3 separate regions of the Homo sapiens genome follow, and all the other regions are linked to region 3. A link is an interaction called in ENCODE POLR2A ChIA-PET data of the cell type or tissue named here. Cell type or tissue: MCF 10A. All regions are shown on one strand.

Evidence for each region. Peaks named below come from ENCODE experiments on the same cell type or tissue, not always from the same donor. Only the 100,000 strongest peaks of a DNase experiment are listed, where the experiment ranks them.
Region 1: POLR2A ChIA-PET joins it to region 3 with 9 read pairs; 2 of 35 experiments call an interaction of 5 or more read pairs at or near these places.
Region 2: POLR2A ChIA-PET joins it to region 3 with 5 read pairs; 7 of 35 experiments call an interaction of 5 or more read pairs at or near these places.

Annotation. Positions count from the first base shown.
Region 1 is chr19:33,283,550-33,286,049 of GRCh38, reverse strand. No RefSeq gene overlaps it. Among named protein-coding and RNA genes, the nearest start is that of CEBPA, 18 kb to the left of the region's middle. In MCF 10A, no CTCF peak of the experiment used is centred here; no DNase peak of the experiment used is centred here.
Region 2 is chr19:33,292,282-33,294,781 of GRCh38, reverse strand. No RefSeq gene overlaps it. Among named protein-coding and RNA genes, the nearest start is that of CEBPA, 9.0 kb to the left of the region's middle. RefSeq lists an enhancer at 430-1,380. In MCF 10A, no CTCF peak of the experiment used is centred here; DNase peaks (open chromatin) are centred at 1,331 and 1,991.
Region 3 is chr19:33,349,784-33,352,283 of GRCh38, reverse strand. No RefSeq gene overlaps it. Among named protein-coding and RNA genes, the nearest start is that of CEBPG, 23 kb to the left of the region's middle. RefSeq lists an enhancer at 966-2,165. In MCF 10A, no CTCF peak of the experiment used is centred here; a DNase peak (open chromatin) is centred at 1,533.

The sequences.
Region 1 (2,500 bases), 66 kb after region 3:
CGAGGAGGGTGGATCACCTGAGTCCTGGAGTTCAAGACCAGCCTGAACAGCATGGCGAAACCCCCTCTGTACTAAAAATACAAAAATTAGCCGGGTGTGGTGGCAGGCACTTGGAATCCCAGCTTCTTGGGGGGCTAAGGCGGGAGAATCACTTGAACTCCGGAGGCAGGGGTTGCAGTGAGCCGAGATGGCTCTATTGCACTCCAGCCTGGGCGACAAGAGTGCAAAACAAAACAAAAAAAAGAGGTGCCGCAGTGATTGAGGTCAAAGTGCATCTGATTTCTGGAGTGGACTCACTGGTTTTGAAGCTGTGCATAGAGCCGTGACTTGGCCTCTCTGCCACAGGCTTCATTTCTTCTTGCCTTTCCTTTGTCTTTCCTCCCCTTCCACCCCACTTCTGCGCTGACACTGGCTTCACTTCACTTTCCCTTTGAAGACACGTGCTGGGCACACAAGCACCTACTCGGAGGATGACAGAAGCTTGGGAGCTGTGCCCTGAAATTCAGTGCTCACTCCCTGCCTGCCTGCATAGAGTCCAGGGCAATGAGGAACAGGAAACACAGCCTATTGGTAGAGGCTGCCTGGGTGAGGATGGGTGTCAGAAAAGAGTTCTTTGGGTAGGTTCTTTGAGTAGGTGGTGTGCAGTGGAAACCGAGGTGCCAGAAAAGACTGAGCCACTCAAAGGACTTCTCCAGATAGAGAAACAGACAGTGCGAAGTTCTGATGGAGGGTCGGTGTGGCCCGTGACTCGGAGGGCAGAAAATGAGGCTGACGCCTGGGACAGAAACCAGCATCCCGGGGGGCCTTGGATCTGGGGAAGGCATGCATCCCACTTTGCCTGGAATAATTCTGGCTTGCTCCCATTGTTCCAGCCTAATTGGTAGCATTCCCTTTGACCTGCAAAAAAAATGCCCCTGCTTGTTCAACAAATGACACAGTCACTCTACTTAGAGGGCAGAGCAAAAAGTATAGCTTTTATATATTTTAGCTGCAATAGGAAGGCATTTGAGTGTTTCGAGAAAGAGAGTGACAGCATCACGCCTTTTCCTCATTCACCAAGTATTCACTGAGTGCCGAGAGCTCTCCTAAGCCGCAGACACAGCAGTGAGCCACTTTTTGCAGGAGTTCTGCCATCGGGAGCTTACATTCCAGTGTCAGGAAGGCTGACATCTGACAAAATTAACCGGTTCTCCACAGCTCAGTGCCCTGGACGTGTCAAGGTACCCATTGGAAAGACAGAAAGATGAAGGCAAAGAGAATGTTCTGCTGGTTCTTTTTCTAGGTTTAATAATTGGAAAATCATGAGCTACTTCCCATGAAGTCTTCTCCCAAACTCACCCCCGAGGACAGGCCTTTGCAGGGAGCTACCTGACTCCCATTCTCACCCACGTATCCAGCTCCTGTAGTTGGTGAGCCCAGCTGTGTGCTGGTTGCCCTGACAGGCCCCTCACCCCACGCAGGTTCTAGCTCTCAGTAACCGGCTTATGCACACAGGATCCCAGCTCGAGTGGCCTGATCAGAAAAGGGCACACGACACTGACACATCTCACCAAAAATTCTGCCTCTAGATGGAGATTCAGGAACAGAGCCGGGCACAATGAGGAAAACAATCAGGATTCATCTTCAGGCGTGGCTGGATCCAGCAGCCCAAATTATGTCATCTAGAGTCCTTTCCCATTCCATCTCCTGCTTTTGCCATCCTTTGCGCTGGCTTCAGCCACTTGTTGGGGATTCCCAGTAACTAAGGCTTCCAAACAGACACCCAACAACTTGGACTAAAGCTTCCATTTCTTTCTTTCTTTTGAGACAGGGTCTCACTCTCTCGCCCTGGCTGGAGTGCATGATGCGATCTTGGCTCAACTGCAACCTCGACCTCCTGAGTTCAAGCGATTCTCGTGCCTCAGCCTCCCGAGTAGCTGTGATTACAAGTGTGTGCCACCATGCCGGGCTAATTTTTGTATTTTTAGTAAAGATAGGGTTTCGGCATGTTGGCCAGGCTGGTTTTGAACTCCTGGCCTCAAGTGATCCGCCCAACTTGGCCTCCCAAAGTGCTGAGATTACAGGCTTGAGCCACTGCGCCCGGCCGTAGAGCTTCCATTTCTAAATAATTCCATTAGAAATTCCAGAATTGGATGCTGTTGGACCATGGGCTCATCACTGAACCAGCCACTGTATCCAGGAGCATAGAAGACGCTGATTGGCCAGTCCTGAGTCACGTCCTTACCCCACACTTCCAACACACACACACACACACACACAGTTTGGGGGCTCAGCCCCACCCACACTGCAAGGAATGAGCGTGGGGGAGGGAGGTTCTCCAAGGAAAATCCATGTGTTGGTTGGAAGGAGAGAAATGGATGCTGAGACAGGCAAAACAGTGGGTGTCCACTGTGCCTGGCCTTGGTCCCAGGAAGAAGCAGAGCCCATGGTCAGTGGGGATGGCTCAGGGAGACCCCTTTACTGCAGCTTCAAGAGAAGGGTGGAGGGTTTCTGGAATCAG
Region 2 (2,500 bases), 58 kb after region 3:
GGTACTTTTTGTATTTTTAGTAGAGACAGGGGTTTCACCATGTTGGCCAGGCTGGTCTCGAACCCCTGACTTCAGGTGATCCACCCTCCTGGGCCTCCCAGAGTGTTGGGATTACAGGCGTGAGCCACCATGACTGGCCTGTTTTGTTCTTTTGAGTCAGGGTCTCTCTCTGTTGCCCAGGCGGGAGTACAACCTCCACCTCCTGGACTCAAGAGGTCAAGTAGCTGGGACTATAGGCACATTCCACTACACCAGGCTAATTTTCAAATATTTTTGTAGAGAAGGGATTTCACTTTGTTGCCCAGGCTGGTCTGGAACTCCTGGGCTCAAGCGACCCTCTCTCTTCGGCTTCCCAAAGCACTGGGATTACAGGCATGAGCCACAGCACCCGGCCCCTGAAGTTACTTTTAACATTCAAGAATCCTAAGAAAGGTAACCCATCCGGTCCTAGATAATCTTCCCTGCCTTCATGTGATTAGTTTATCACCAGAATCAGAGGTCTGGCCAGGCCCCAGAGAGACAGTCATGCTCTGCAGGAGACTGTGCGGGGAGGAGGTAAGATTTCCAAAAGAGAGGACAGGGTAGGGGAGAAGCAGCCCTGTCTGCCCCCAAGCTGCAGGAGCCGCAGGTGAGCACGGGGGAACGAGAACGGCCACATTTCTGCTTTAAAAGCTATTTCAAGGCTTCATGTCTCTCCTCTTATCTCCACTCTAGGACGACTGGCAAGGTTGTTATTGAGGGACTACAGCCTGAGGGTGGGGAGGCTAGGGACCAAATGTGGTGGCCTAGAGCCAGGGCATGTCACACAGGGACCCGGACGGGGCTTGAGGGAGCCCTCACCGCCTGTCCCAAGCCCTCTTGGATCTGAAGATCTTTTCTTCAGCCAAATGGCAGCCCAACCTTTCACCAGAAACACAGCCTCTCTTCCCTGAGCCACCGCCGCCATTTCTTCTCTGCCTCGGCCATGGTGGCCTCGGAGACTCCCTCACCTCCCTCCAGCCAACCAGAGCACCCTCCCCAGCACCCCCCAAGAATGCCATGCCCTCCCGCAGATGCGGAAATGTGGCTGATTTACAGCGGCCTTTCCCGTGCACATGTTGGGCAATGGTCTCAGCCGGCTCAACCCCTGCTCAGAGAAAGGGGGTGGGGATGGGTCAAGGGGGCGTCAGGGCTGGGTGTCTGCTCCAAAGGGAGCCGCCGTGACCTTCAGCATCAGGTTAGGACCCGTCTGAAGTAGCCTCCTGGAGCGATTTACAATTTGCAAACACGTTTTATTTGATTCCTGAGTTTTGCTAGAGCAATTACCGTGACTAAGCATGACAGATCACTCCCAGCACGGTGTCTACTCGCTGTTAGGAAATGTGTGTTTGCTTCACTCTTTTGCCTGGTGCGGCAGTGTTTTAAAAATAGACTCATTCACTGTACTTGAAGGCAATTTGTTCCAAATTTTCCCACTAATTTGATTTTAATCTGATATTTAAAATTCATGTGGCCACATTCCCACTGATTTATAGGGAATAAGCCCTACCTGGCAGCTGTTTAATTGGCCTTAGCCCAGGAGGCCACAGGACAAAGGATTTATCCCGGAACAATCTGAAGGCACTGTGGTCTGTCATGCTGAAATATATGCCTCATTCAGCATCACAAGTGCTACTTGCCTGGAGCCAGGACCACTGGGCATGGAGCTGAAGGCTACAGAACCCTGGCTCACAGTGGGCCTTCAGTCTCGTACCGGACACGTAAGTGAAGCCCGGGCACCCTGACAGAGTGCACACTCGAGGTGTGTGCTGAGTCGGTTTCTGGAGCAAAGCAGTTTGTTCACGGGTGACAAGGAGGCGTTTCCCGTTTCTCCCATCCCGTGATGAGGATGGCCCATGGGAAGAGGGCCGTGCCATCCTGGCATCAAACCAAATCCTGGCCTTGCCTCCTGCTGACTGGGTGGCCCCGCACTGAGTCTGTCAGTTTCTCCGAGCTTCAGTTTCCTTTTATGCAAAATGTATGCAAAACAAGTAGCATGTCATGGAGTTGTGAAAGATAAACAGGGAAAGCTTATGAGACACTTGGCTCCAGCTAATGATTCCCACGTGCTGGGGCAGAAGGCAGAGTGGGAGGCTAGGGCACACCTTGGTCCCTGAAAAACGCAGTGGAAGGAGACAGCCTTCTTAAGAATTTAGGGCAAAATGCTTGTTCCAAATAACCAAACAACTGAAGTCATTTTAATGTTGCTTAGATTTCCACACCCCCTCCCCCCCACAAAGGATGCCTTTCATTTGCTTAGAAAACACTTAATGAGCTCATTCTGGGGGCAGAGCCCCCTTGCCAGTGACTTTGAAGGCTAAGCACAGTGGTCAAAGCCTGTACGACACTCAGATGAGCAGGCACAGGTGCCCCGTGTGCTTGTCGAAGTAAAATGCTCTTCGTGGGCCAGGCGCAGTGGCTCATGCCTGTAATCCCAGCGCTTTGGGAGGCCGAAGTGGGAGGATGGCTTGAAGCCAGGAGT
Region 3 (2,500 bases):
GTCTCTTCCTAGCAATGGAGTGGGATGCAAGACACATAAGATAGGTCTACCATAAGTGAAATTGCAGAAGAAGCCAGATTATACACAGCCTGTGAAAGCCATATTGATTGCTTGTATCAGGAGCAAAGCCATTGACAGGTGAATGAGACAAGATTCAGACAGGTTAACAACTGTAGAAGAGAAATCGGTGGATACAGGATACTGACATGAAAGAGAATGAGTTTAATAGCAGAGGATTCGGATGCTCTTCGGAAAATTAATAAAGTGGCTGTCTTTGTGATTACACTGTGACAGTCCAACGGGAAATCCATAGAATATCATCACATGCCTTCATCACGTGCCTTCATCAGAGCTTTCCCCCATCAACACTTGACTCATTCGTCACTGATTTTTAAGAACAATGCATAATTGCAGCTATAACCTAGTTTTCTGAAATATAAAATAAAACTGACTTTTTGTAATGCTTGTTTAATTCTCAAGGCAAAGCTCCAATCATATCTTCTTTCACTGTATATGCAATATGGGTTCCTGTTTTAAGTGGATTCACTCCAATTCCTTTTTTGTTATCGCCATTCTATCTGTTCTAGGATAATGAGGACCTTTGGCAAATGAACTTTTCATCAGCAATTGGTTTCGTCACATGAATTTCTGTATCTGATCACTGAAAAGGTGAAGGCGAAAAGTCGAGGGCCTTTCGGAACAAGTTGGGCAACTGAGATACGGAGTTAGCGGCGGCCCTGCTCCCTGCCCATCCTCAGAAAGATGAGGTGCTGCCAGAGGTTTCAGAGTAGGGGGCACACACAGAGTAGGGGGCACACACTGGCAACTTCAGTTTAAAGCCATTTGTAGCCAAGTCATAGCCCCTGTTGGCAGTATTATACTTGCTCTCAGGCATTCGGGTCCAAATACCACTTCTCCCAGATTCAACAACAATGATCAAGTAGAACTCAGTCTTTTGGCCTGCCGTGTCCAACTTTTTCTTTTTCTTTTTCTTTTTTTTTTAAGTCCAGGTCTCCCTTTGCTGCCCAGGCTGGAATGCAGTGGCGTGATCTCAGCTCATTGCAGCCTTGACATCCTGGGCTCAAGTGATCCTCCCACCTCTCAGCCTCCTGAGTAGCTGTGACTACAGGTGTGCACCACCACACCCAACTACTTTTTGTATTTTTTTTGTAGAGACAGGGTCTCACTATGTTGCCCAGGCTGGCCTTGGACTCCTGGGCTCAAGCGATCTGTCCCCCGGGCCTCCCAAAGTGCTGGGATTACAGGCATGAGCCCCCACCCCCCTCCCCAGTCTGGCCAGTGTGTCCAGCTTTTCTGTCCATTCACCTTCCTTCAGCTGCTCACCCCTCTCTTCCCTCACACAGGGCATCCTCCTCTGAAAAAAACAGATTCTCTTGACTGCAACTGATCCCTGTGGGAAATGGTGTTGGAAGATTCAGCACTGGTCACCGTATGCCTCACGGGGATGGCTTCTTGCCTTTTAGAAACCACTTGAGTCACACAGGAACGTCATCACTGAGCCGCCCACCAGTATCGGCATCCAAGGTTTGGATTGACAAACAGTTGTTTCCTTGGAGCCGTGAATTCCAGACTCCTCTGCCAAAGAAAAGATGCAGTTGACGGTGTGTGGGCATGTTGTGACCTGCTCAAACACTTATTTTTGTATTTGTACCGTAGACCTACATACCACTACTCAACTGTGACTCTGATAAGACATATGGCAGCTTTAAAAAACTGGCGTAATATGTCTTCTTCTGGAGTCAATAGAAAGAATTTGGCTTTCAGCAATGACGGAGGTGTGGCTGCTCCATTCTCTCCTTTGCCTTATTACAGATGACCTCTGCAGCTTTTCCAATAGAGGTTTCAAAGTCAAGTATTTTTTCTCTTATCCTATTTTTATTTATGTATTTAGAGTCTAGGTCTTGATCTATTGCCCAGCTGGAGTGCAGTGCCACGATCACGGCTCACTGCAGCCTCAAACTCCTGGGCTCAAGTGATCTTCCCACCTCCGCTTCCCAAGTAGCTGAGACTACAGGTGCAAATCATCATGTCTGGCTAAGTTTTTAAAAAAATTTTTGTAGACACAGGATCTTGCTGTGTTGCCCAGGCTAGTCTTGAACTCCAAGTCTCAAGGATCTCCCCACCTCAACCTTCCAAAGTGTTGGGACTACAAGCATACACCATTACGCCCAACGAAGTTATTTTAATTTTTTGAAGATAGGGTCTTGCTATGTTGCCCAGGCTGGTCTCGAACTCCCACCCACAAGTGATCCTCCTGCCCAGCTCTTATCCTCTTTCGAAATTTACCAATGCATGGTAAACTAAAAACAATAGTTTGTTTTTTTTTTTTAACTCAAATGCAAGTTTCAGTCAAACTATGTGCTTATTTTTAGAGCATACCGTAGTGCAGTAAATCAACTCCAGTGAACTCTGGTTGGCATGGGTATGTCTCTCCAATGGTCAAAGGTTACCTGCCTTCAGTTTCCTATTGATCCTAAAC